Regions from separate parts of the Homo sapiens genome. Here all the other regions are linked to region 3. Evidence: chromatin contacts called from ENCODE Hi-C or POLR2A ChIA-PET data. All regions are on one chromosome and are shown on one strand. Each heading gives the region's core, a stretch centred on a gene start or an enhancer-like site at or near the end of the contact. The rest is flanking DNA. Distances are from core to core; before and after follow the strand shown. Region 1 overlaps GALM (galactose mutarotase). Region 2 has its middle 47 kb from the start of QPCT. Region 3 holds the start of RMDN2 (regulator of microtubule dynamics 2). Region 4 overlaps HEATR5B (HEAT repeat containing 5B). Region 5 holds the start of HNRNPLL (heterogeneous nuclear ribonucleoprotein L like).

Region 1 (5,450 bases), core at 1,658-4,157, 800 kb before region 3:
GTTGTGGTGAGCCAAGATTTCACCACTGCACTCCAGACAGAGTGAGACTCTGTCTCAAAAAAACAAAACAAAACAAAACAAAAAAAAGAAAAGAAATGAAAAGAAAAAGGCAACAATAATTCTTCTTTTTCTTTTTTAAAGACAGGGTCCTGCTATGCTCAAGTGATCCTCCTGCCTCAGCCTCCTGAGTAGCTAGGACTACAGGTGTATGCCCAATTATATATATACGTGTGTGTGTGTGTGTATGTGTGTGTTTAAGAGCGAGGGTCTCGTTCTGTTACCCAGGCTGTAGTGCAGTGGCATGATCACAGCTCAATGCAGCCTCGACCTGCCAGGCTCAGGTAATCCTCCTGTCTCAGCTTCCTGAGTAGCTGGGACCCCAGGCATGTACCAGCACCCCTGGCTAATTTTTAAATTATTTGAAGAGATGGGGGTCTCACTTTGTTGCGCAGGCTGGTTTCAAACTCCTGGGCTCAAGCAATCCTCCTGCCTCAGCCTCCCAAAGTACTGGGTTTACAAGCATGAGCCACCATGCTCAGCAATTCTTCATGAAACAATTAGACTTGGAAAAAAAAGCAGGTATTCTCATGGGCTCAGGAAGATTTTAGTCTTACCAACCTATATTCTGAGTGGTAACTTATGCTTTCTTCTATAACTTTAAATGGTGTTACAATATTTAATTCTTCCTTAAAGCCACAGTCAACTCAAAATCTAACCCTTATGACAGTCCTAGTGTGATCGACTCAGGTCAATCAAAATTGCTTATAATTATCTCCCTTAAAGTATAACTACAGGTAGAAGGCTTGAAGAAACAAAGAAAGCTACAAAATTTTTGTGAAGGAAAGACAGAGGGCATACATCAGGTCTCTTTCCTGTTACCAAGCAATCTACAAATCAGTGTTTGCTTCAGCTCTTCCCTCTGTAAAACGAAGCTGTTATTAGCTGCCACATTACATGGAAATATTTGATAAATGGTATGCTTGAACACCTTCAGGAGTCTGGCATAAATAAATATATATAACAGGGCCAAATTTCAGGCTACCATATAGAACACAGAGCAGAGGGCACAGAGGGTAAGACTTTAAGCATGACAAAGAAGCCCTGACTTAAAATTAGAAAACTGGGACAATTCTAAAATGATGAAATTTTTGGTAAATGAGAAGAAAAAAACAGTGAAGGCTCCAATCTATCTTGTCCATCCTCATGCACTGACACACTTGGTCATGTGCTTAATGATCAAGTATATGGAAAATGTGGAATTTGTCCCCCAGATTCGCCATGTCTCTGGGCCCTTTCTCATAACTAGAATGAATGTTCCTTCTGGGTCCCCTATGCCCACCACAGTCTGGCAAAGTCCAATTGATCGTTCAAGAATATTCTCTAACATAATTTCTTCTTGTGAAATATTCTAACCTCTATAGCCAGGACCAATCTTTTTTTTCTTTGTTCTCATTATACTTAGAATAGACTTTTCTCAAAACGTTCATCATATTATGACATAATTACAGGATTTGTCAAAGTCAAATAAAATATAGAGATGAATCTCTCAATGTTTTATTTGAGAATCACAGAATTGGCCAGGCATGGTGGCTCATGTCTGTAATCCCAGCACTTTGGGAGGCCGAGATGGACAGATCACTTGAGGCCAGGAGTTCAAGACCAGTCTGGCCAACATGGTGAAACCCTGTCTTTACTAAAAATACAAAAATTAGCTGGGCATGGTGGTGTGTGCCTGTAGTCCCAGCTACTCTGGAGGCTGAGGCAGAAGAATTGCTTGAACCAGGAGGTGGAGCTTGCAGTGAGCTGAGATTGTGCCACTGCACTCCAGCCTGGGCAACATAGTGAGACTGAGTCTCAAAAAAAGAGAGAATCACAGAATTGCAATTCAGAGTGCACACACAGCCTAGGTGGTCCTCAGCATGTCTGGAAAACAAAGAGAAGGTTGGGAGTTTTATTAGATATACATATTTTTTGTTTTTGCTTTTTTTTTTGTTTGTTTTTTTGAGTCAGTGTCTTGCTCTCTCACCCAGGCTGGAGTGCAGTGGTTTGATCATAGCTTACTGCAGCCTCAAACTCCTGGGCTCAAGGGATTCTCCTGCCTCAGCCTCCCGAGTAGCTGTGACTACTGCAGTACATCACCACACCAGCTATAATTTTTAAATTTTTTTGTAGAGATGAGGTCTCACTATGTTGCCCAGGGTGGTCTTGAACTCCTGGCTTCAAGTGATCCTCCTGCCTCAGCTTCCCAAAGTGCTACGATTACAGGCGTGAGTTGCTGCACCTGGCCGGGAGTTTTATTAGAAAGAGAAATGTTACATACTGTTCTGAAAGAACGCTCATTGGCACTAAAGAAACTTCTGGGAGCTGGCAGGCTCTGACTCGTGAGTGACAGCAGCAGGTGAAACTAGTGTTAGAGTCACAGCAGGTCATTTTAGCGATTACTAGGGTGAAACTGGTCTCAGGGTTATAGCAGGCTGTTTCAGCTTTGCAGAAAAATCAATTCTTGGAGCAGGTGCTATGTACCCTAACTGCTCTTTTCCCCCGGCCTCTCAACTCTGAGTTAGTTGGGTATGACAATGACCCAGTTTGTATAACCAACTTTCACATATATCAAGTGATGTGTCTATAAGGAAAGTGAGGTCCTAAAGGGCAAGAATTGTGCCCTATTTATCTCTGTACCCTCTGGGCATGAAGCAGAGCCTTTCGTTGATTGAAAAACTGATGAATGAAGGCAGGAGAGGCAGAAAAAAACCCAGAGGCAACTGTGTATATTGTAGCATCTGGTGACGAAGAATGAAAGATCTAGAAAGGGGCTTAGGAATTCCCTCATCCCGTCCCCTTACTTTGCAGATGGTGAGTTTGAGCCCCCGGCAACTGAAGGGACTTGCCCGAGGTGACACATCTGCATAGTGTCAGAATCTCCACTCAGGCACTTTCCACCTCCCTCTGGAGTGTCCGACTTGGTCACAGCCCCTTACGCCCCCAACCCCGACAGTTGCTCTTGATTTTTCTCACTAAGAATTTAGAAAATGAACATGCAGTTTTTCTAGCCTTGGTTTATCTGCATATATGACTTTGTGCTTTGGTGCTAAGAATAGAAGGAGCTGTCAAAATAGCTCTCAGCAATGCTGAGTGTTCAGGAAAAAGAAGCGGAAATGGAAGGGGTACCCTCAGACAGAATGTCACATCCTCCAACTTTAGTTCTGAAGCCACCAGAAAGCCAGGGGTGTCGGCAGGGAGAAGCAGTTTCTGAAGAGGATTTCTTATTCTCCTGGAGGCCAGATGGGTGTGTATTAAGGTCTGGGCAGCAGTGCCTGGCAGATGAGGGGCTCTGACCCAACAATCTAGGGTTACAGCTCTGGGCCAGAGGAGCAGCCCATGCCCTATTTCAGAGAATGTCTGACTGCAGACAGCATCAAGGGCCCACTAGAGGTTGTTTTCATAAATACAGAGACCAGAAACTGCATGATGACAGCTGTGGAGGGTGTAGGGGGTGGGGTTAATCAGGGTTGGGTTTATTAGGAGCACACAAGAAGGAGGGAGGGGGCAAGAGAGTTGAGTGTGTGCAAAGGGGTGATTCTCATGACGGACTTCTTAGTAGAGACAGGGTTTCACCATGTTGGCCAGGCTGGTCTCGAACTCCTGACCTCAAGTGATCCAGCTGCCTCCGCCTCCCAAAGTGCTGGGATTACAGGCATGAGCCGCCTCACCCGGCCCGCATGATGCGCTTCTGTTCTAGGTGGGGGGGGGGGGTGGGGGGGGGAAGGGAAGGCATAGTTGGGGAGGGACAGTGAAAAGGTAGTAGTTATACCAAAGAACTGTATGTTCTTGTGGTGCTGAAGAATTATTGGAGCTGAAAGACATCTAGAATAGCGATCATGGAAGGTTGCAAAGACAGGTCATGACAAAGTCAAAGAAGTGAGCAGCTGAGAAGGGTGAAGGACAAGATCATTGGATGAGTGGATCTCAAGCTGAGTGGACCAGGCGCGGTGGCTCACGCCTGTAATCCCAGCACTTTGGGAGGCCAAGGAGGGCAGATCCCTTGAGCCCAGGAGTTCAAGACCAACCTGGGCAACCTGGTGAGATCCCGTCTCTACAAAAAATTAAAAAATTAGCCAGGTGTGGTATGGTGCACACCTGTGATCCCAGCTACTAGGGAGGCTGAGGTGGGAAGATCACTTGAGCCTGGGAGGTCAAGGCTGCAGGGAGCCATGATCATGCCACTGCACTCCAGCCTGGGTGACAGAGTGAGAGCTCGTCTCAAAAAAGAAGCAGAGTGGTCAGGGTATCACCAACATGGATAAGAAAATAATCAAGGATTATGACAAGAGTGATGTTAGAGTGACAGTAAGCCAGGAAGAGGTGGAAGTGACTGGGACGGGGGATGACTTAACAAAGAGAGTTCATGAGGGTGTTACTCTAGCCACTACAACTGCCTCATTTTTGCAAGAAGATGAAGTAGATCTGATCACTGGAAATAGGACTTTATAACATTCCAGATCTCTGTCACAAAATATTAAACCTTCCTCTTTCTATTTGCATTCTTGACAGAGTTATAATTACCTGCACTCTGAAAGTGAAGGAAAAACTCACTGCCTTCACAAAATCCATCTGCCTTGATTCATATCTCTTGTCTTACATAAGAGATTCACACCCACATTCTATTATGAGGAATTTGGCCTTTTCCCCATGACTGCTTGTGGCAGATTGCATTCTTCAAAGATGGCCACAGTAGTCTAGATCCCATCCACATGCTCTCCTTACAATGTGATGTTGATACTTCTTCACTGAGCCGTGGAGTCTGTGTTTCCTCTTTTGAACTTGGATGGACCTTTTTAACCACCTTAACCAAAAGAATGTGGCCAAGTAATGCTGTGTGATTTCTGCAGCCAGGTTATGTAAAAGGCTCCAGCCTCGCCCTCTCTCTCTCTCTCAAGACATTTGCCCTTGGAGCCCTGCCACCATACTGTAAGGAAGCTCAAGTCACGTGGAGAGGCTGTGTGTGGGCTGTTCTGGCTGACAGCCCCAGCAAGGCCTCCAGCCAACAGCCAACATCAACTGCCAGACATGTGAGTGAACAAGCCTTCTGATGATTCCAGCCCTGTTCTAATCTTTTAAGCTGAGGCCCTAGACATCATGTGCAGAGACAAGATGTGCCCTGTCTAAATTCCCCGCCAATAGAAACAATTAGAGATAATAAACGAAGTGCTGGAGTAATTTGTTGTATAGCAATAGATTGCTAGTATACTGCTAGCATCTAAGAGGTGATGTTTTCACCTCCTAGCACTGACTTCACAAATTCTGACAGGAGACTAATTTTCCTCCCTGGCTCCTCCTTGCCCCCACCCACAGCCTTTTTTTTTTTTTTTTTTTTTTTTTAACATAGAAGTGCCTTCACGTGATTATACCTTAAGAACATTAATCCTTGCAATTACTTTTGGATGGGGAAA
Region 2 (5,624 bases), core at 2,836-5,335, 530 kb after region 3:
TCTTAGAGCACAAAGGGACCCAACAAATCATTAGGCTGAGTCCCTGTAGTTAGCAGATGGGGACACTAAGTCTCAGAAGGGGAACATGACTTGCTGTTACAACTAACAAGAAACCACAAGTGTCTCTTCACAAGATACTAAGATCCATGGCATTGTCTTCCAGCCAATGTGGTTCCTGGTCACTCAAACCTCAGGGAGTGGGCTGGGGTTTCTGTTCTCATTTAGCACCACTTCTGCATTGCTGGTAACCAGAAACTTTTGAATCCACCCTGTTATTCAATGGCCAAATTACATATTCTGAACTGCACTGGGTGAACCTTTGAATTTCTGTGGAAAGTGAACTTCCACACAATCAAGTTTTCGCCATCACCAAAGCCAATGGGAGGGAGCAGAGGGGTGGGAGGCAGAGAGCCCACAAGTTGGAGGAGTCCAAGGTCACCAGCCAAGCTAAGCCCTAGATATACGTTGCCCCCCACATTTTATCATCTTAACTTGAACTCTTAAGAGTGAAAGGGGATGCTACTGATCATGACAGTCACCATCTCCATAAGGTGCTATTGTCAGAAGCACCATCTTGAAGGAGAAGCTAGCAAGAAACAGAGGTACCAGAACCTAAGTCAAAGGTTATGAGACCAGAGGCAGAACGATGAAGCTGGGTTTGAGGATCCCTCAGGTTGTGGTCCTGAAACAGTCAAATGATTTGCTTTTTATCAGTACCAAGGTGTCACTTCTCTGGTGCTGTGCCTTAGCACAGGTAGTGATAGCAGTGACTGTAGTATATGCCAGTATCACAAACAATTTAAAAGTCAGCATACCCACTGAGTATGCATGGACATAAGATTCACTACAAAAAAAAGTTCTCTGTTTAGCTCACTCCAGCTCTCTTCTCACTCCAGCTGCAATTCTATGAACAAAGCATTTCCCCCTAAAACCTTTCACTTTTCCTATCATTTTTTATGTCCACATAAAAGAAGAAAAACAGAATCAAGTATCCATTCCCCTTTGCATCATGAAATATGATGTAGCCTCCCAATAACCAAGGCAAGGTAAAAGAGAATAATCTAGAGGTCATGCCTGTTCACTGGGTCTAACTAATAGGATGCCTGATTTTTCTTTTAATCAGATTGGCTTATTCTCAATGACCATGAAACAGACCCCAGAGGACATGTGGATTGACAATTTTCTGGCCTACAGTGTTATCTCCAGTTACAACCTAAAATCTCTCTGGTCCTCAACCATAACAAGCTACAACTTAAACTCTGGTGCTCTGTGGACACTTGCCCACCTTTCATTTGCCCTCTCTTTTGAGACTATCCCTGATTCCATTGCTATTTATCCACTCATTTAACAAACTCACCATTGCCAGCCTCTGTTCAAATAAGCAAAACAAAAATCCCTGCCTTTGTGGCACTTATATTTCAATGGGAAAGTCAAATAATATAAAACAAACATTTTTGGGGAAACAGGGTCTCACTCTGACGCCCAGGCTGGAGTGCAGTGGCGTGATCATAGCTTGCTGTAGCCTCGAACTCCTGGGCTCAAGCAATCCTCTCAGCTCAGCCTCCTGAGTAGCTGGGACTACAGGTACACACCACCACACCTGGCTTTATTTTATTTTATTTTATTTTATTTATTTATTTTTTTTAGTAGAGACGAGATCTCACTATGTCGCCCAGGCCGATCTTGAACTCCTGGGCTCAAGTGATCCTCCTACCTCAGCCTCCCAAAGTGCTGAGATGACAGGTATAAGCCAACAAGCCCAGACAAAAAGCAAACATATTAAATAGGTAAATTTTACCATATGTTAGAGGGTGATACAGAAATAAGTAGAACAGAGTAAAAAATCTCAAGATTAAAACTTTAAACTGAGGGGAGGGATCAAGCAAGACATCGTTGAAAAATTACAGTTCAGCAAGGAATGGAATAATATTTTTTTAAAAAATAGCCATGCAGGTATGTGGGGAGAAAATATTCCAGGCAGAGAGAACAGCCTGTGCAAAGGTCCTGAGGTAGGATTAAGACTAACATGTTCAAGAAACAGCAAGTAGGCCACTGTGGCTAAGGAAGAGTGAGCAATGGAGGAGACTAGTCAAAGATGAAGTCAGAATGGTGCTCAAGGACAGATCACAGAGGACCAATCAGACCACTGTAAGGGCATTTATTCTGAATGAGATAAGGAATTATTGCAGGGCTTTGAGTAGAGGAGTGACATGACGGGACCTAATTCCTTAAAGAACCGCTCTTCCTGCTGCATGAAGAATAGACTGAAGGGGGCAAGGGTAGAACCAGGAAGCCTTGATAAGAGGCTGTTAAAGTTATCAAGGTAAGAGATAATGGTGGCTTGGACCCAGTGCAGCAGCAATGGGGGTGGTAGAAGGTGATTGGATTCTGGATGTATTTGGAAGATAGACCTGGCCAGGCTACCTTCTGACTGGGTGTGGGATGTGAAATAGAAGAATCAAGAATGACTCCAAGGCCAGGCATGGTGGCTCACACCTATAATCCCAGGACTTTGGGAGGCCGAGGTGGGTGGATCACTTGAGGTCAGAAGTTCGATACCAGCCTCGCCAACATGGCAAAACCCTGTCTCTACGAAGCATACAAAAATTAGCCGGGCTTGGTGGCACACCCCTGTAATCCCAACTACTAGGGAGGCTGAGACAGGAGAATTGCTTGAATCCAGGGAGCGGAGGTTGCAGTGAGCCGTGATTGCACCACTGCACTCCAGCCTGAGCAACAGAGCGAGATTATGTCTCAATAAAAAGAATGACTCCTATGTTTTGGGCTACAGGAAGGTTGGAGCTACTGCCATCCAACAATGTCTGAAGCAGATTTGTGGGGAGGAGACCAGGAGTTCAGTGGGAACTTGCTGAATCTGACCTTCAAGTAGAACTGTTCAGTAGGCCGTTGTACATACAAGTCTAGAAAACATTTGAGAGCTCCAGGAGTTGCCAACATATACATGGTATTTAAAGACTTGAAGCTGGATGAGGTCAACAATGGACTGAGATGGAGAAATGAAGAGGAACAAGAACTGAGTCTTAGAGCCTTTCAAACTTGACAAGTCTGAAGATGAAGAGGAATCAGCAAAAGACACTGGAAAATAGCCACCAGGGTGTTGGAGGAAAATCCCATACAATTCTAATTTCAGTGGGCACACAGGACAGAACATTCTATTCTCGAATCTTCTTTGGTTCCCTGAACCAATGTAAACAAATTCCATACTTCTGAGTGCTTTTTTCTTTATACCTGATGCCCAACCATTTCAAGCCCTCTCCCTGGGTTTCCTGTATAGCTCTGGTAACAGCCAGAGCCACAGCCGCGACATCATGAAAAGCTCAGATGGGCAGCCTCTTTCCTGCTTTGATACATCCCATGTCCAGAGGAAGAACTGTGGATCTAAACAGAACCCACAGATGGTGGCCTACCTAACACTATCAAAACACAGAAAGAATGAATGCTCAAACAAGCTCCCCGTCAGGGTGTTGTGCTGCTTTCAGGAGCCCAGCAGCATGTAGAAGATGATGTGCAGAACTCGAGGAAGAGGATAGATAGACTTGAGGACCCAGAGCATCCTACAACTTGAGACATGTAGCCCACTACCTCTATGAGGATCCTGCCCTATATCCTTGTGGACCATGTGCTGAAGTTGCCCTTAGGAGGAAGCAATGTCTAGGAATTAACTTCTGAGGTTCTGAGAACACAGAAATATCTTCAAAGCTTCATCTTTACAATTGGATTTACATACTGACTCATGTTTGAAATTCTGCCATTATCAGAGTTTAATCACTTGATTTTAAAATGTTTCTAATCAACTCTGCTGTTCCTTATTCTCAGCTCAAAATGGGAACATAGAGTTTGATAGAGAGGAACCGGGAGAAGAGAGAAGGCATGGGATGATGAGGAGGGAGAAAGTCCCCTCCACTTCTGCCTCACCTCCCAGGAAGGAAACTAGTCCATAACAGGGAGGCAGGAAATGTAACCTCCCACCTGGAGTTTCCCCTGTTGACAGATGGGGGAGGAAGTCATGGGGATGAGTCAGAAACTCTTTGAGGGAGGCTTTGCTTGAGAGCTGCCTATGCAAATTGTCTTGGGCTTCCTTTTCTGCCACAGAGGAAACAGACTAAACCTAAAGGCTTTGCTGGTACACAGAAGCCAAAAGGAGATCAAGTGTGACTATTCCGAGGTCAGGTTTCTCGCTCGATGCCTGAAGGAGGTTCAACACCCCCTCCTTCCTCTGCCTACTCCTTCTGGCCTTCTGCCCTCCACCCAATTCTCTGTCTCACCCACAAATCCTACCCAATGCAGAAAAGTACTCCATACTGTGGTTCTTCATTTCTCTTTATTTCATAACCATATTTCTCATCTCTCTTCCCTGGGACTTCCTCAAATGTCCTTCTTTTGAAGGAGAGAGATGAGGAGGAGGCAAGAGGCATACCTAGGGAATTCCCTGGAGTTCAACTGAAACTTGTTGCAGTTCTGTTTCTAAGTCACCATTTCCCTGAGGGCAGCACTTTCAGAACCTACTGGCAACTGAAGTCTAGATCCCCACTCTGAAGCTCAGAGCCTCCCTTTGGCGGGCCTTGGGAAAGGAGGACAGGCACAGACAGCTTACACCCAGCATCTGGCTCCTGGCTGTGAGCTTGGATCTCTCCCTGCATCTGTTCCCTCGGTGCCTAATTCCAGCCCTGTGGGTAGATTTGGTCTTCAATAGCTGTCTGGTGCTTCAAGCTTTGTTTGTCTAGCTAGAAGCTTCAATTCTTGGTTTTTTGTTTTTTTTTTTTACTTCAAATAACCAGGTACTCCATAATACTTGGAGTGTTCATCTGAAAACTCAAAATGAGTCACTTCGATTTGAAACAGAGATACAGGATTAGCATAATAGAGTGAAAAGGCATGAGACTGGGTGCAAATCCCAAAACCTGACTTCTGGCCCAATCTTCATTATTGTATAAACTTGAACAAGTTGCTAAAGCTCTCTGTATCTGAGTTTGCCCCATCTCCTCCAGGATGAAGCAGGGCAGGCCTTGAATGAGGACAGGGGCCCTGAGAGCTGGAGCTGGGAGGTGTAGATGCTCATGGCAGCCAGTAGAGCCAAGAGGCAGAGGGCAAACCAGGTTCTTAGAGAACACAAAAGGCCCAGACCAAGGATACCAAATCTCTCACCACAATCAAGAGTAAAAGCCAGGAGATACACTGTTACATTTTATATAGGGTAGTTGGAGAAGGCCTGTGATAAAGGGACATTTGAGGCAAGTCCTGAAGCCAGAGAAATAGAAGCTGGATCAGTTCTTGAATATTTGTTTAATCACCAAGTATGTATTAAACCTCTGACACACACAAATATCTCCAAGTTGCTGGGAATACAATGATGAAAAACATAGACATAGTCCTTGCCCTCATGAAACCTACAATTTGATCATGAAAACAGGCTGCCCCCCACCCATAGTAAAACAATATTGTAATGACAAGTTGTGATAAGAAAAAAGAAAGAAATGAGTAGAGTGCTGAGATAGAAATATACAGGGAAGGACCTATTCTGGATAAGAGGATGTGAGGAACAGCCTCTGTGAGAAGGCCAAGAAAGAGACAGCAATGTAAATCGGGACTAAAGGAGAATCCCA
Region 3 (5,758 bases), core at 1,546-4,045:
ATCCAAGAGATTTAAGAATTCCTTCTTTTAAACCAAAGATTCCAGAGAAAGCCTTGGTACTTAATCTGGCCTGCTTTACCTCACAGAAATTTGCCTGGAATTAACTTAAAAAAATTTTTTTTCACCTAATTGGTATAACTGGGAACTATAACCATCTGCCCACTCCCAGCTCATCCAGGAGACATGCCAGCAACAGATTCCAATCAATTTGTAACTTCAGCTGAAATTGTAGCTAATTATTGCTAGATGTGTAAATGTATTCTACAAAAAAATTGTATCACAAAACTAAATTATCTTGAAAGCTTATTGCAAAAAAATAAGTCACTCTATGCCCATTAATTACAACTGCATTCCAGCTAATATTCACACATCAAGTTTAATCATCTTTATTTTTGTCAATAAAATTATTCAGGCAGGATGTCCATTCGCTGATATAGAGGTCTATTAAAGGAAATCTTCCTATTCTGATTGCTTTCTTTTGCCCATACCTTGGACTTTTACATTAAGAAATATAGCCTAGTTTGAAAATATTTTCATTTAATAAGCAAATAAGTAGAAGTAAAAATCTACCTAGGAAGGAGAACTTATTCTTGAGACAGGACCAGGTTTCAGCAGGTGGGAAAGTCTTATTTTGCTTGGCCCTTTCTTTAGGAACTGCACCAATTCCAAATCATCTCTTCCATGCAGGTCCTATTATTATTTTGCAGATAAGTGAACTGAGGCACACAGGTGTCAAGTCACTTACCCAGTGATCACCCAACTGGGAAGTGAAAACTGTCACCTTTGACAACCTGTTCCTAACTCTTGGATGCACCCACAACATGTGGGAGATTTGGAAAGCATCAACAAGGAGGTGAAGGAGAGTACTGACTGAACAGAGATGCTCAAAGCTGAAATATTATTTCAGAACCACAAAAATTAACTAGAAAAAAATAGAATCAACGGAGCTGATGTTTTAAACAAACACAATTAAAGACTAACAGTTCAAGCTATGTTTGAGTTTTATAACAGCATAAAACAAATGTGCTTCAACACTGATAATTTGAAAAATGACACATTAAAAATAATGTACAAAATACATCAGAGTACTTGCTTGCCTTCAGAATAATTTCAAAGGTTGTATGAAGTCATTTACATAGCTTTTTTTTTTTAGAGTCTCGCTCTGTCACCTAGGCTGGAGTGCAGTGGTACAATCACTGCTCACTGTAGCCTCGACCACTTGGGCTCAAGTCATCCTCCTGCCTCAGCCTCCCTAGTAGCTAGGACCACAAGCGTGGGCAACCACGCCCGGCTAATTTTTACATTACTTGTAGAGAGTGAGTCTCCCTATGTTGCTAGGCTGGTCCCGAACTCCTGGGCCCAAGCAATCCTGCCTCCACCTCTCAAAGTGCTGGGATAAGCAGCATGGGCCACTGCCTCCAGCCTTGTTAGCTTTCATACTTCTAATTATGTTAATAGTATACACTTGTAGTATAAAAAAATATAGTAATTAAAAACTTTACCAAACAGATTTTAAAACTCTAATATTTTAATAATCAGATACAAAGTATTATGTTACGTTTCAATTTGTAAGGTGCTAGTAAATAACAATGGAAAATGACATTTTAATATAGATTATGGCACTTAATTAATGTGTATTATTGTGTAATATTAAAGGTTGAGATGAGAATCAAGTATTCTAAAATGACATCAAAATGTTGACTCTAAAGAAAATAGAATATGAAATGTTTTCTGAAGAAATGTCTGAAGAAACATTTCATTTCCATGTTCTAGTTTTATTTAAAATTAATTTTTTGATGTAGAAATTATGCTTTACTAAATTAATTATAATGCTTTCACCATAAATCTAGCACAGATATTCATTAACTTCATCAGCAGACCCTTAGAGGAGAAAAATATAAAATGCATAACTCTAATAAACTCGGGGAAGGTATGACAAATTTTGCAAGGATAAAGAGACATTACAAAAAAGCCCGAGGTTTAAGTTTCCTAAGAGAATTGCACTGAGACCTTGAACTAGTGATCAGATTTCCTACAGCGTCCTGGAAAACCTGGTACTTTCGAAGTGAATTCTATTGTTCATTTCATCAGGTTTTCATGGTTTTTTTGTATTTTATAATTTATTTTAAATTTAGGGCTCCCAAGTGTTTGCCTCATTCCCCTATGTTGGCAGCACTGATAATCCGGCCTTCGTTTTTGTGTGAAATAGGCACAGACGGAGTCTGAGAGCAAAAAAAACCCCACACAAACAAAAACAAAATGTTTGCGCAAGGCTGAAAGCCGAGCGAGAGCCCAGCAAGTGTCTCTGTTGAAATTCTTTGGGGTTTGCAGGGACCAGCCGGGCCGAGGCAGCAAACTGCCTGTTCCCCACGCACCCCAGAAGGGTCCGCGTGCGAGGAAATACCAGCGACCTCCGGGGCTAGGGCTTCCGTGGCGCAGGGTCAGCGAGGGATGAACCCGGGAAGCCACTATGGGCCGCTGCTCCAGCCCCGGGAACGCAGAGCACCGCTGGCTAGCAGGCTCAAGCTTCGCCAGGGACACACCGACCCGGAAGTGCAGTCGCCCCCACCGCAAGTATTTCCGCTTCCCTCCGCAAGTCCCCGGCGCGGTCCGGCCCCCAGCGGCTGAGCAGCCCCCTCCCAGACTGCGCACGCACCTGTGTTCACTGCGCCGGCCTTTCAGCTGTTGGAGAGCGGAGACCAGGACCTGCTGGCGCGCAGTGGCGGACGGACAGTAGCCCTGGAGCCCGCGGGTCCTAAGGTCCCGCGCCGCGGCCGTCGCGTCCTGACCCAGATAGCGGAGGCGCCGGGGGAGGAGCCCGCGGCCGCTCGGCCCCCCGCTCCCGCCCCCTCTCCCTCTCGTGGTGGGTTCAACTCTACCGGGACTGGCGTTGGGTGCACCTTTTGCAAAATAAAATTGCACGTCGCGGGGCGCCTGGCTCGCGCCGGACCGTGTGTCTCGGCCGTCGCCTCCCTTCGAAGCCGGTCGGCACCTTTTCCCCCGCCTGGGCTCTGGGCCTCCGCGCTAGCCCCAGCGCGTTCCCTCTCGCGTTGCTGCCACTCCGCACGCCCACCGCCAGCTCGCTTCGTTCCGGCTCTCAAACCCACTCCCTCTCCCCTAGTTAAACCTTTTTCTGTGCCCTTTCTAGGCACAACCTTGCACTTTACTCCTCACGACTGAATTAAAGGCAGACGCCTTGCACTAATTACTGATATCTGCAGCCCCGTGTTCATAGCTTTATCTCACGTTTTCTTTTAATGAGCAATTTTGACAGCCTCTTCCTTCTCCCCGCCATTCCGAGTTGCCTTTAGATGAAAGCCGCTGTTTTTTCAGATGCCTGACATTTAAGGTTTTACCCAGCTTTCTGTGGTTTGTATAATGAAACTAATTCTGCTAAATACGCTCTTAAAAACTGGGCCGGGCGCGGTGGGTCACGCCTGTAATCCCAGCACTTTGGGAGGCTGAGGCAGGCGGATCACCTGAGGTCAGGAATTCGAGACCAGTATGGCCAACGTGGCGAAACCCCTGTCTCTACTAAAAATACAAAAAATTAGCCGGGCGTGGTGGTGGACGCCTGTAATCCCAGCTACTTGGGAGGATGAGGCAGGAGAATCGTTTGAACCCGGAGGCAGAGGTTGCAGTGAGGCGAGATCGCGCCACCGCACTCCAGCCTGGGTGATAGAGCGTCTCAAAAACAAAAACAAAACAGTACATACACTGCTTCTGTATTGTCCGCACCTTGAGTATTACTGCCTCAAGCTTAGGTTTGCATAACATTAATCTCTAAACTTCCCACCAATATATTGAGCAGAATTAAAAATGGGTACACTCTTTCTCAAAACAGCAACAGCAGACAACACCCATAAAGCCATGAAGAATCCAGAAGGCTTGTTTTGCAATCCATATACTACTGTTTACGGATAGGGATTCAGGGATTCTATAGGCTCTTTAAGATGATTTTTTGAGCTTCAGGCAAGCCGCATTGAAGAATAAGTAAGCCTGGCCATGGTCATTTTATTAAAAGTAATTTGTAGCAGGGCGCAGTGGCTCACGACTGTAAGCCCAGCACTTTGAGAGGCTGAGGCGGACGGATCACTTGAGGCCAGGAGTTCGTGACCAGCCTGGCCAATATGATGAAACACCATCTCTACTAAAAATACAAAAATTAGCCGAGTGTGGTGGCGCACTTCTGTAGTCCCAGCTGCTCGGGAGGTTAAGGCATGAGAATTGCTTAAACCTCAGAGGCAGAAGTTGCAGTGAGCCGAGATCGGGCCACTGCTCACCAGTCTGGGACAGAATGAGACTCTGTCTCAAAAAACAAGAGCAAAAACCTAAGTTGTATTTGGAAAAAGAGCAGATTAATCTTTAACCTCTCAGATTTGGAACTAGTAAAATATTACCTTCTACAAACCCACTTCACTCCTATTTATTATGGTTTGCAGCAATCTTGCAATATAATGCTAGCTTTATTTAACTAGAATACAATATGATATAAACCGATCATGCAAAACAATTTTCTCTTTTAACAAGATTTAGATACCAAAGAAACATGACTGTCTCTTCGCTAATACTTAAAAGGAGCTTTTCAGTATTTAAAACAAAATTTAAGCTTTTCCAGGAGCCCACTGAGTTGTTCACTGCTGCATCCCCAGCACATTGCACAGAAGAGGCTTTCAATAAAAATGTGACGTATGGGCTGTGAACAAGGCCTTACCAGTCTATTCCAAGAGGAAGATGGCAGCTGATACTGACTTGATCTTCAGGTTCAGGACATAGACTATGTCACACTTGCTCCTTTCCAATACATTTGTTTCTATTCCTTGATGAGTAAAAATTATCTGAAAGGTAGAAACTCAGGGACAGTGACAACCATTGACCTTGGCAAAGCTGTAACTAAATAGCAAAGACAGGCGCTATCTTTGCCAGGTACTGTTGCAGGGGTGACATAAAAAAGCAGAAATGATTCCCCTCCCCACTACTAGGAATGTCAGTCTAAAAGGAATATCTGAAGGAAAAACCAGAACATACTAAGAATCTCAGAGTTGCTGTTATTCATCAAACCAGTACGGCATGACAATCATTTGGGAGGAGTGGGTACAGACCCTTCACGATTTGCCCCAACCTACTTTTCCAGCTTTTCTCCGCTACTTCCACCAGACATCATTCTACACTTCAGCACTAGCTAAGCTACTGATCGTCTCTCCACAAGCTGTATCCTTTTTATCCTGTTCCTTGTGCCTGGAATATCCTGTTGCTTGCCACCCGTCCAAAACCAATTCAACCACTTCAACCTCTTTCCCTTGAGAAGCTACACACTCTCTCCTTCCCCATAAGAAGTATTCATCCATGCCCCATCAAAACTTATGGAAGGACCAGGAGTTTCAATGAATACAAAATGCCTCCCTGCTAGCTTACAGCAAACCTCTCTGGTGTACACTATATAATTACTGCTTGCCAGTGACTGTGTGTTTGTGAGGCTGTGAACATCTTCAAGGATGGTAGCATTTATCTTTGTATCTTGGGAACCTGGCATGGTGCACACCCTCTATATTAGATAACTATTTGAAAGTAGTATGTACATTTGAGGGAAAAGCATGAGGAAATGTATAGTCCTTCATTATAGTAATGTGAGATGGGAGTGTCAATTTTTTTTTTTTTTTAGGTTTTATTTGAGTGGTTTTATTTCCAGGAAGCAATTGAATGACAAAGTTAGTTTTAACCCTTTAACAGTTACCAATATGCTATATAGTTAACTATT
Region 4 (5,547 bases), core at 2,884-5,383, 920 kb after region 3:
GATTACAGGCATGAGCCACTGCACCTGATCAAAGTATATACTTTCTTCTTTTTTTTTTTTTTTTTTTTTTTTGAGACAGAGTCTCACTTTGTCACCAGGCTGGAGTGCAGCAGCGCGATCTCGGCTCACTGCAACCTCCGCCTCCCTGGTTCAAGCGATTCCCCTGCCTCAGCCTCTGGAGTAGCTAGGACTACAGGTGCCTGCCACCATGCCCGGCTAATTTTTGTATTTTTCGTAGAGACAGGGTTTCACTATGTTGGCCAGGATGGTCTCAATCTCTTGACCTCATGATCTACCCGCCTTGGCCTCCCAAAGTCCTGGGATTACAGGTGTGAGCCACCGCACCCAGCCAAAGTGTATACTTTCTAATATCTATACCCAGTTATCTTTGATGATTTAACTGTATTTTTATAATAACGTAAAATATCTTATTTTTTTATCTTATGCCTTACTATTTTGTCCTCATAAATATCATATTAGGTATATGTGGTCGCTATGAATATTAAAAAGGAAGCAGAGTCAAAACCAAAAAGAGCAATTAAAAATACTGACGATGATGATGACGACTGTGGTACCATCGATGAACTGCCACCAGATAGTTTAATAACACTGGTACAACCTGAACTACCAACACTCAGTCGCCTGTGGTTAGCAGCATTAAAAGATTATGCACTCTTGACTTTACCAGCCGAATTTTCTAGTCAGCTTCCTCCAGATGGTGAGTATTACATTCTGAGTTTTACTTTTATGGAGTTCAAAGTAGTAGTTAAACAAAATAGAGACGGTATAGACTAGCAACAACAGTTGCTATAGTAACAGTTTAAATTTCTGTGGCTTAAGTTTGATGTTGTCTCAGTTAGAATATGTACTCTATATTGAATTTGTAGATAGAAGATATAGAGCTTTTTTGTTGGCTGAAGCAAACATATTAGCAAGCACTGTTACAATAATAGCTGTATGAGCTAGGGTATTCTAAATAGCTATGGGTAACAAGTCATTATGCATAACCATAGATGTATATTGCTGTACTGTTCAATGTTTGTATTTTCATATTCTATTTCAGATTCCTAGTGTGCCAATAAATTATGTTCCTAAAGTGCTTTGCAAATTGTACTTTAGTTTTCTTATCAAAATCAGTGTAGAAATCGTCAACATTTTTTTCTGTTTAGAAAGTGTGTTATTAGTTCCTACTTGAAGAACCCATTCTCCTTCCTATATATTAATGATAAGAATAATGGAGTTCCCCCGCCCCCTTTTTTCCTTCCTTAATCCATCATAACAGCAAGGAGTGATGAGGAAGTCCTCAGTGTTAGTAGAGGAAACAACAGGAGGTGGAGAGGAATAGCAGAAGAAGAAAGAAACAGAGGGAAGAAACAGAGTTCCCTGGTTGTGATAGAAAGAGAAGATGATAGGGTTTTAGGAGCCACTGGCAACAATGAAGAGGTAAATTCTGTGACAACAGGGTAAGAAAAGGTAAGAATACTTAGTGACATCAGCAGTAGCAGAGGAAAGGCTGGAAAACTAGCATCAGTGAGGAAGAGACAGGTATTCCAGTTCATCAGCTACAGAAAAGGGGTTACTTTTGGTGGCTTTATAAAGAGGAGAAGCCCTTTGGCTAGATTTCTCTTTTGTATGTAACAGGTATTTTTGTTAGTGGTTCATAAATGAGCGAACATGTATAATAGTAATATTTTGGCCGGGTGCAGTGGCACATGCCTGTAATCCCAGCACTTTGGGAGGCTGAGGCGGGTGGATTGAGAGTTTGAGACCAGCCTGGCCAGCATGGTGAAACCCCATTTCTACTAAAAATACAAAAAATTAGCTGGGCATTGCGGCGCATGTCTGTAGTCCCAGCTTCTGAGGAGGCTGAGGCAGGAGAATTGCTTGAACCCAGCAGGAGGAGGTTGCAGTGAGCCAAGATCGCACCATTGCACTCCAGCCTGGGCGACAGAACGAGACTTGGTCTCAAAAAAAAAAAAAAAAAAAAAAAAGTAATGTTTTTAATTGATTTGATTGCTTTACAGGTGGAGCATTTTATACCCCTGAAACTATTGATACAGCTAGACTTCACTATCGGAATTCCTGGGCCCCAATTCTCCATGCGGTGGCACTTTGGTTAAATAGCACAGGATTTACGTGCTCAGAGTCTACAGAAGCAGCAGCAATATCTGGTTTACAAAAACGTTCTACATCTGTCAATTTAAACCAGGCATCAGGAGCAGTGGGTAGTGCTAAATCTTTGCCAGAAATTAACAAAGACAGAATGCATCTGATTTTAGGTAGGTCTGTCATATTAATATATTTCAAGATTATCACTTCTGAAAATTCATATCTTTCATTTTAAAGCTATGGAAAGATTTTGTACAGTATAGCACAGTTCAGAGAAGGAAAAGTGAAAGGATTTTTCACCTCACCTTATAAATTGTTAATTGAATTTTTAACCTAGAAATTAAATTATTAAAAACTACTGAAACTACTTAACTGTCATGCTCATTCACACAGCAATATCGAACAATTTTCAGTAAAAAAACGTAATATGTTTTTTATTCAACAACAGGTTTTCTTTTTACTTGGCACTTAACCAATTATCCCATTAAGAAAAAAATGTTTAAGAAGATTTCAGTGAATCCTAATGTAAAATTGCTTTATAAATGCTTTTTTGTTTCTTGTTTTTTTGTTTTTTGTTTGAGACAGAGTTTCACTCTTGTTGCCCAGGCTGGAGTGCAGTGGCGCAATCTCGGTTCACCGCAACCTCCGCCTCCTGGGTTCAAGCGATTCTCCTGCCTCAGCCTCCCAAGTAGCTGGGATTATGGGCATGCGCCACCACGCCCGGGTAATTTTGTATTTTTAGTAGAGGTGGGGTTTCTCCATGTTGGTCAGGCTGGTCTCGAACTCCTGACCTCAGGTGATCCACCCACCTCGGCTGGGTGCTGAGATTACAGGTATGAGCCACTGCACCCAGCTATAGATGCTTTTTTAACATTTAAGAATTTATACATGGTAATGAAGCTTTTAGTGATCTTATGTTTTCTGGGAGTGAAAAGGAACACAATAAGGTGTAATTATCGGATTCATCAGTAGATCTGGTAAGTGAAAATGTGAAAAACTTCCAAAACAATGACTTTACCCCTATGTAAATTAAAAGCAGTTGTTTACTATGATACCCATTGTGCCTCTATAACTTGCCATTTAAAAACTTTGTATGCATGAAAAATTATTTGGCTACCATTTAATGAAAAACAATTTTATAATGTTTGTAAATTTATTTTCTTAATGTATTATTTTAAAAGTCCTAGAAATAAAAACTTAATATCTTCATAATCAACCTGATGGCATGGGAATTCCTTCTTTCACACATAGCTAATTTGAATATTAACCTAATTGCAAAACTACAACCTTATGTTGAGTTTGGCTGTTTAACTTGGAAACCATTTTGAAGTCTACTTTAAGGTATTAATAAATACATGTTAAGGTAATCTGTAAAAACATAAATAGAGAAGAAATATGGGATCAAACAACATAAAGTGTTTTATAAGTGAAAAAACATGTTTTTATTTTGTGCATTTCAGGTGTGAGTATACAGTTTCTTTGTTCCCCTAGACCTGAGGAGCCCATTGAACATGTTACAGCATGCCTGCAGGCCTTACATACCTTGCTAGACTCCCCTTATGCTCGAGTCCATATTGCAGAAGATCAGGTACAGTGTATTGCTATGATAGATACTTGTGTGGTTTTTTTTTGAGTATTGCTTTACAATGGAAAAAAGGATGGATTTTTTTTCTGTATTGGATCCTATTTTAACATGATATGAATACACTGACTCCCTGTATTTATTCACCCAGTTACTTTTACTCTGTGCCTGGTCTGCCTCAAACGTGGTTTGAGGTTATAGATAGTGAAAGCAGTTTCACTGTGCCTGAATTAGGAGATAGGTACAGTGTGGTAAGTGCTATTTTAGTGCATGTAAAGCTGCAATTAGAATAGAGAGGAGGAGCCCGATGTTGTGATAGGAAAGCAAAGGATGGTTTCTCAGAGTGGGCAATGGTTGAATCAAATCTTCAAGAGGAATTAGTGAGGCAACACATGCGGGACGGGTTTTCCTCTCAGAAAGAATAGCAAATACGAACACTAGGAGGCATGAGAGAACACGGCAAGTTCAAGGGCATAGCCATTTACTATGGCCGATATGAATGGAACATGAGGTTGTTAGATGAGGCTGGACAACAAGGTGAAGACCAAATCATGAAGGTTTCTTGATGACATGTAAAAGAGTTTGAACCCTATCCTGAAAGTGATAGGGAATCATTAAAAATGTTTAAGTAGAGGAATGATGTAACTAACTTTATATTTCAGAAGGATCATTCTGTCAGCCCGTAGAGGTAGGTTGGTTTGTAAGAGATGGGAAGGGAGACAGGGAGGCCAGTTCTGAGGCTTTTTTCATAATTCCAGAGAAATGATAACACTAGCCTAGGAAGGCTGAATAAAGGAAGAAGAAAGAGGACCAAGATTGGAAGCTTGAGGATAAATAGCATTTAAAAATTGAGAAGAAGGAAATAAATCAACAGTGGAAACTGCTAGAGAAGTTTCAGGAGAACCAAAAGAGAACAGAGTTATCAAAGACAAGGGAGGAGTTTCAAGAAGGGTAGACAGAGTCTCAAAAGAAAGAATCGAGTAAATAAGCACAGAAATGAGTCTAGAGGAGGCTATTGGTGACCTCCCGCAGAGGATTGTTTGAGGTGACCAGTAGCCAGATAGTAGAAGATTGAGGAGTGAATAAGAGAGTAAAGGAAGTGGAAGCATCTAGGCTGGGAAAGGAAGGAGCCAGATACATAGAGGAGGACATAGGGTAGATAAAAGGATCTGGAGGCTTTGGGAATAGTGCAGGGGGGACATGTGATAAGAAAGACTTGAGCATTGTCATTATACTGACAAGAGTAGCCTAACTAGAGAGAGAAGTTGAAAACATACGAGATATGATCAGAGTCCTTGAAGAATCCCTAGGAAGTCAAATAGGTTAGGATAGGAGCACATAAGGAAAGATTAACCTCAGATTAAGCCTCACATAAGAGGCTGAACACATGATCTTAAGGAAAGAGGTAAAGGTGGCTTTGGTTGCAGTTAAGTCTTTTCCCCCTCTTTGAAATTTCATTTAGGTTCATTGGATGGATTTGGTATGGAAGATTGTGAGTAAGAAGCTTAAAGTGGGTGGCAAAAGTTTGTAGTAGTTGCTGAAGTGAATAGAAGAGGAACTCACCAGAGATTTCTACAATCTGTGGTAGGCAGAGGTTGTAGAAATTCTTGGATATTCAGCTCAGGTTAGAAATTATAAATTTTAGCAGCACTGGACTCTACAATACTATTTAGCTCAATTATTTCCTTCCAATAGGAGAATGATCATCTCTGAATATAAAGCACATTTAAATATGTAAATAATAAATCATTTGTTGCTTGAAAATACATAGGAGTAAAATGTGACCATTTCTCAAGATTTTTACAATGTTCTTATTTGTTACGTAGTCCTATATTTTAATTTTAGCTACCTGATTT
Region 5 (5,562 bases), core at 2,770-5,269, 680 kb before region 3:
ATCCCAATGCTTTGGGAAGCTAAGGCAGGAGGATCTTTTGAGCCCAGGAGTTTGAGACCAGCCTGGGCAATATGGTGAGACTCCCGTCTCTACCAACAACAACAACAAAAAATAGCTGGGTGTGGTGGTATGTGCCTGTGGTCCCAGCTACTTGGGAGGCTGGGGTTGGGAGGATTGCTTGAGCCCAGGAGGTAGATGCTACAGTGAGCTATGATTGCGCTACTGCACTCCACAGCCTGGGCAGCAGAGTGAGATCCTGTCTCAAATAAAGAAATAAATAAAAAGGAGAAATCAGTGAATGAATTAGCATCATTATATAATAAGTGACTATAAATTAGATCTGTATGTCCATGGTAATAAATAACACAATAATTAAATCATCAGTCTTCTGATGACGAGTACTGGCTCTGGAACCCGATTGCTTGGGTTCCAGTCCTGGCTTTTCAATTTATTAACTGCAGCTCTAGGGCAGGTTTCCTTTTTTTTCTTTTCTTTTTTTTGAAACAGGGTTTCACTCCAACACCCAGGCTAGAGTGTAGTGGTGCAGTCACGGCTCACTGTAGCCTGGACCTCCCTGGGCTCAGGCAATCCTCCCACCTCATCCTCCTGAGTGGCTGGGATTACAGGCACGCACCACCATTCCAGGCTAATTTTTACAATTTTTGTGGAAACAGGGTCTTGCCACGTTGCCTAGGCTGGTCTCAAACTCCTGGGCTCAAGTGATCTGTGTGCCTCTGCCTCCCTCTGTGCCCAGCCTAAGGCAGGTTTCTTAATCTCCCCTAGACTGTTTCTTTAATTGTATACTGGGAAGAGTAATAATAATGCCTCTGGTAGAAGGCTTCTGTCAGAATTTATTGACAAAACCCTTTCAGTGGTTAGCACAGTGACTGGCACATTAAATGTGGCTATTAATTATTGTATATGTATTATTACATATGGATGCTTGTAGCCTATCTCTTGGGTATGAGCCTTGTTTCCACAACTTGATTGCAAGCTTTGAGAGGGCAGGGACCAGCTCACGTAGTCCTCTCATCACCTAGCACAATGTCTTATAAATTTTATAGATCAGTAACGAGATTTAAAACTAAAGGGCAATTTGAGGCTGGATTGATTATAAAGGCCCTTGACTCTCAATTTCCCTAGGCCTGCCCTAAGCCTGTCTCCTACTCCAGTATAGCTGGAGTCCCCTTTGAGCTGTGGCAATGGGAGCTCTTGGCTGCTGCCTACTTGACAGCAGCGAATTCAATCAAATGTTCAGAAAATAGTCAAAGGTCTGAGGCCGTAATGCATGAGAGGTTCCAGACAGTCATGGCATTTAGGAGCTGTTTCTGCTTTTCTTAGGTATTTCTGGCTACTGGGCAGTGTGTAATTTCTTTGTCTCACCTAAGTGAAATAATGTAGAGTATAATTTATGTCCTCTCTCTTTAGCTCCTCATGCCCTGGTGATGAGCTAGCTAGTATTTTCCTTATCAAAGGACCTACTGTCACTGTCTGAACAACTCATCTGCAACAAGCTCGCATTTCACCCATGGTTAACGAACTGATTGGTGTCCTTTAAAAATGCTTTCTAAGTTTTACTCCCTCAATATTTTTTTTTTTACTCAACTGGGCTACTTACAAAAAGAACAAAGTTTAATACTGGTACATATTGAATTCCACCTGCTGTTTGTGAACGCTGAGCACAGCAGCCCTAGGTTTGGCAAGGCTGGATTTCCTTACCCATTGGTGTGACAGTTGCATTGTAATGTGGTATAATCCATAGGTTGAATGCAGGGCTTTGAGAATTTAAAATATTTGCATCTTCACAAGAAATATTTGGAAAGTTTGTATAAGGCCTAGTAAATCCAGTTGTGAGTGAATAGAATTTACCAAACTAAATTCACCTAGCATATGAAAATGTACATAAAACAAAATTAACAGGTAGTTGCTCATACTTAACAAAAAGATATTTAGTGCTTCTCATCACACTCAATTATTTCACATAATATTCTATTGTTTTCTTTCTCCTAAAAAATAATTGTTTTAAGCTCTCAGCTCTTCTCTTTTAATTTGAGCAAACTAAAAATATCTTGAGAATGGCCCATCTCACCTCATCAAAGAAGTTTCCTTTGTATCAAGTTTATTAATTCACTCATCCTTTCCTGATCTTTGATACTGAGACTGCTATAAAAAGGACAATGGATGCTAAAGATAACACGTGAAGTAGGTTTGTTAGACCTTTTTTTTGACCCTTGGTATCTTCAGCTTTCTGAAGGCCAGGTAATGTCTGCATTCTGAATATGTTAGGGGACATATGAATCCATAGGACATATTTTAAGCAGAATTGTATCATTGTTTCCCTTGTTGCTATTTTACTTTCCCAAACCATTGCAGAGCTTTTTGCCAATGACATTTTCTCATCCGCAGCCAGCTCTGCCACTCTTTTGCTATTTCTTCTGTCGACTTCCATTTTAATTTAAAAAATAAATTTATAATTTTTTTAGTTCTGTTTTGTCAATGTATACCTGCAGCCGCACACACATTTGATTATAGCTGCATAGTGTGGAAAATCTTGCAATTAGATTCCAAAATGACAGCCGGTGTAATTTACAAAGTACAAAAGTGTTATGTTAAAGCACTCTCAGCAATAAATAAAAATAGCTTTTTTGGAGGAGGAAATAACTTTGGAGAGAACTAGGCTGGAGGAGGAAGCAATCTACACTCTTAGGAAAGGAAGAGCCACATCTAGGAAAGCATCCGAGGGACAAGGACAACAGAAACACAAGAGGCTCTTGATCTCAGGCAGTCCTCCAAGAGGCACCTGACAGAGGGCAGTTAGGTTGCCTTGATTTGCCAGTTTCTGTCCTGAAAGATACACTGGACCTTTATTTCCCAAGGACTACTCATTCAGCATTGTTGAGCACCTAAATTGTGCTGGAGATCGCACAGGAACTGGGCTTGCGAAAATGAAAATTGCACACAGTTCCTGTCTTCAGGCGCTCACAGAGTTTTTAAAACAGAACATCTTAAGAGGGAGTTATAAGGGGCCCTGTTGCAAAAAGAGAGCAGCAACTAAAATCTTGGAAAAGCCCTCAGGACACCACAGAGGAAGCAAGCTGTGATCACAGAACTTTGAAAGGCTTTTGTATCTTTCGACAATAAATGATCAAGTGAAGTAAATACATTGTCCAGAAGAGAAAGAATTGGGATGGAGGATGAGATTTTATATGGAAGGATTAAAACATATTTAACTGGAGCAGGGACTTACAGGGACAGGCAAGTCAGTAAAGGGCCCAGGTTACAAACGAGTTATAACCGATCAGACCGACGAGCGCCCGCGTGCAGCGCCTCCTGCCGACGCGCGCCTCGCAGCCTTCAGTCAATGCTGACAGCTGTTCTCCAACACCCAGCTAGGGGCGGGAGGGTCCGCCCACTTCTACCAGATTTTGCACACAAAACAGTGGAAAGACCATTCTCATGGCTCCAAGCCGTTTTCTCCCTTCATCGCCTGCAATTTTAGGGCTTTTCGGGGGGTATGACTGCAGGGATTTTAGAGGTTTTTTTCCTCATTCTCTTTTTAAGAGGTGATAAAAAGCATTTAAATTAGCGGCAGGGCGGTTAACACCCGCAGCCCTAGCCTCTCCGCACTTCTCGTCGCTCGTCCGTGTTCACTCCACGCCTGGCCTCGGGTAGGAGCCGCATAGCGCCAACGGTTGCGGGTCGCAACTACTCCCAGGCGGCGCGCCTTGCGCGCCGGGCCTCCCAGGACCGCGGCGAGTTCAGAAGGCGCGGGGAGAGAAGTGAGGTCGAGCAGCGGGCGGCTTTTGACGAACGGCCCTCACAGCCAATGGGAAGCCCGGTCGACTTTCCCGCCCCTGCCAATAGGGAGCAGAACCCGGGCCGGGGGGGGCGCTTCCCGCAGGCTGCGGCTGGATTCGATCCTGCGCGACGGCCGCGAAGGCGGGGGCGGAGGCTCGGCCTGCGCGGCTGGGAGCGGCTTAGGGGAGGAGGGAAGACCGGAAGCCACGGTTGCGTCCCCATCCTTAGATTCGCTCCTCCGGGCAGGGAGCGGAGACGGAGGAGGAGGAGGGAGAGGCTGAATGTTGGCTCGGTAATTGAGAGGAGCGGCCGCTCCAGAGCTTCCTCCCGGGGCGCCCCCCTCAGTCCGTCCGCGCTTCTCAGCCGCCAGTCTCCTGGCCGCGCAGTCCCCGCGGACGGCCGGGCCGCGGAGACCCTCGCAGAAGAGGCGCTGCCGGCGGCGAGGACTGGCCGGCGGCATCCGAGGCGCGCGCCCCACCGCCACCCCCACCCGCCTGCCAGCCGGTCCCTCCGGCCGCCGCCATGTCCTCCTCCTCTTCCTCCCCCAGGGAGACGTACGAGGAGGACCGGGAGTACGAGAGCCAGGCCAAGCGTCTCAAGACCGAGGAGGGGGAGATCGACTACTCGGCCGAGGAAGGCGAGAACCGCCGGGAAGCGACGCCCCGGGGCGGGGGCGATGGCGGCGGCGGCGGCCGGAGCTTCTCTCAGCCGGTAACAAAGCGCGGCCCCCCTGTCCGCTGTGCCTGGCTGCTCCCCGGGAAGCAGGGCCTCGGTGCGGGGCCTCCCGCTTGCTTCAGTTAGCCTTTTCCGCTGCGCCGACCCGTTTGGGGAAGCGCCCACTCTTCTCTTTGGGGCTCGTATTCTGGCCTCTACCTGTTTCCCGCATCCCGACTGCGAACCCGGCGCCGTCCTGGCCGCAGGCCCCGCAGCGAGTCCACTGCCGGGCCCTGAACTTGGGGAGGGTCGCGGCGCGGCGGCGGCGGCGGGGAGGCGTCGCTTCCGCTCTGGGGGGTTTCGCGGCTCGGGGAGCTCTTTGTTAGTTTAACTCCTCGGGCTCGGGGCCAGCGTCGGGACCACCGGTTCTCTTCAGTCCCTCTGCCCGCAGCAGCCGCGCGTTGGTCACCATCCCGGGATGGTTGCGTCGGTTCTACCGGGAGCTCTCTCCGCCTCGGTCCTATGGAGACCCGTAATTAAATAACAGATTATGCCTTGGCGTTCACATGCTAGTTCCCTTGAAGGTTTAATTTAAAAAATTTTAAAATTAAACTCTTTATAAGCATGGCGTGCATCCTTTGCTCTACCCAATTTTGTGGATTACTCAGTACACTTTTTACCTCTTCGGTTACAACACTTCAACAGAAGTGTTGGCAGCTGTTGGTACACCCCTACCTTCAAGTAAAACAAATCTTAAAATTACTAAAGTTTTTCATTGGTAATTTATTCCACATTTGCCCCATGAAAGGATGAAGTGAGCTCAGGGTTGCATTAAACACACATTCCTAGAGCCAGGTCTTTCTCTTACCAGAAATGTTAGGGGGAGGCAGAAGGAATGTGATCATTTTGTCCACAGCAAGTAGTTAGCTTCAGTTGGATGGAGACTTTAAGGAAACAAAGCGGAGCAAACGTTATTGCCCTTTTTTGGTGCACTTAAGCGGTTTTAATGACTTAGATGTTATTTAAACATTTAACACATGAATTGTGATTAATTCTGCAAACTTTAACAGAATTACGAAACTGTACACATATATCCTACTATTAGGTTAA

The links. Hi-C counts contacts between places; a loop is a spot of excess contacts on that map. ChIA-PET counts read pairs that join two places held with the same protein, here RNA polymerase II (POLR2A). Pooled maps may share reads with other maps.
Region 1: a loop to region 3 is called in a pooled map, with 2.6 times the contacts of the local background. The contact joins the enhancer-like site here to the promoter of RMDN2 in region 3. A Hi-C loop is called at or near these places in 1 of 37 single-sample maps with no recorded cell type and 2 of 50 pooled maps. POLR2A ChIA-PET finds 5 or more read pairs at or near these places in 2 of 52 experiments (B cell and MCF 10A).
Region 2: a pooled map shows a loop between it and region 3 (8-fold over the local background). The contact joins the enhancer-like site here to the promoter of RMDN2 in region 3. A Hi-C loop is called at or near these places in 9 of 37 single-sample maps with no recorded cell type and 10 of 50 pooled maps. POLR2A ChIA-PET finds 5 or more read pairs at or near these places in 5 of 52 experiments (HEK293, MCF 10A, T-cell and 2 more).
Region 4: a pooled map shows a loop between it and region 3 (2.8-fold over the local background). The contact joins the enhancer-like site here to the promoter of RMDN2 in region 3. A Hi-C loop is called at or near these places in 1 of 168 maps with a recorded cell type or tissue (OCI-LY7), 2 of 37 single-sample maps with no recorded cell type and 5 of 50 pooled maps.
Region 5: a loop to region 3 is called in a map with no recorded cell type, with 4 times the contacts of the local background. The contact joins the promoter of HNRNPLL here to the promoter of RMDN2 in region 3. A Hi-C loop is called at or near these places in 9 of 37 single-sample maps with no recorded cell type and 13 of 50 pooled maps.

The regions. Positions count from the first base shown.
Region 1 is chr2:38,720,344-38,725,793 of GRCh38, reverse strand. The region is part of intron 4 of GALM (galactose mutarotase); the gene reads right to left. The region is part of intron 1 of LOC124905993 (a long non-coding RNA gene); the gene reads left to right. Among named protein-coding and RNA genes, the nearest start is that of SRSF7, 28 kb to the left of the region's middle. RefSeq lists an enhancer at 2,671-2,720 and a silencer at 3,511-3,570. Within about 2 kb of position 2,907, at least 9 of the 41 ENCODE cell types and tissues checked have a DNase peak (open chromatin) inside an H3K27ac peak, as active enhancers do.
Region 2 is chr2:37,389,037-37,394,660 of GRCh38, reverse strand. No RefSeq gene overlaps it. Among named protein-coding and RNA genes, the nearest start is that of QPCT, 47 kb to the right of the region's middle. RefSeq lists an enhancer at 4,368-4,557. Within about 2 kb of position 4,085, at least 15 of the 41 ENCODE cell types and tissues checked have a DNase peak (open chromatin) inside an H3K27ac peak, as active enhancers do.
Region 3 is chr2:37,922,324-37,928,081 of GRCh38, reverse strand. RMDN2 (regulator of microtubule dynamics 2) reads right to left here and starts at 2,795. Exons shown (of 11, transcript NM_001170791.3): 1 at 2,657-2,795. RefSeq lists a silencer at 2,741-2,980.
Region 4 is chr2:37,003,782-37,009,328 of GRCh38, reverse strand. It overlaps HEATR5B (HEAT repeat containing 5B), which reads left to right. Exons shown (of 36, transcript NM_019024.3): 28 at 481-718; 29 at 2,025-2,279; 30 at 3,570-3,697. Among named protein-coding and RNA genes, the nearest start is that of STRN, 40 kb to the right of the region's middle. Within about 2 kb of position 4,133, at least 2 of the 41 ENCODE cell types and tissues checked have a DNase peak (open chromatin) inside an H3K27ac peak, as active enhancers do.
Region 5 is chr2:38,601,385-38,606,946 of GRCh38, reverse strand. It overlaps HNRNPLL (heterogeneous nuclear ribonucleoprotein L like), which reads left to right and starts at 4,019. Exons shown (of 13, transcript NM_138394.4): 1 at 4,019-4,509. The coding sequence starts at 4,321. RefSeq lists silencers at 3,840-3,909, 4,130-4,179, 4,200-4,299.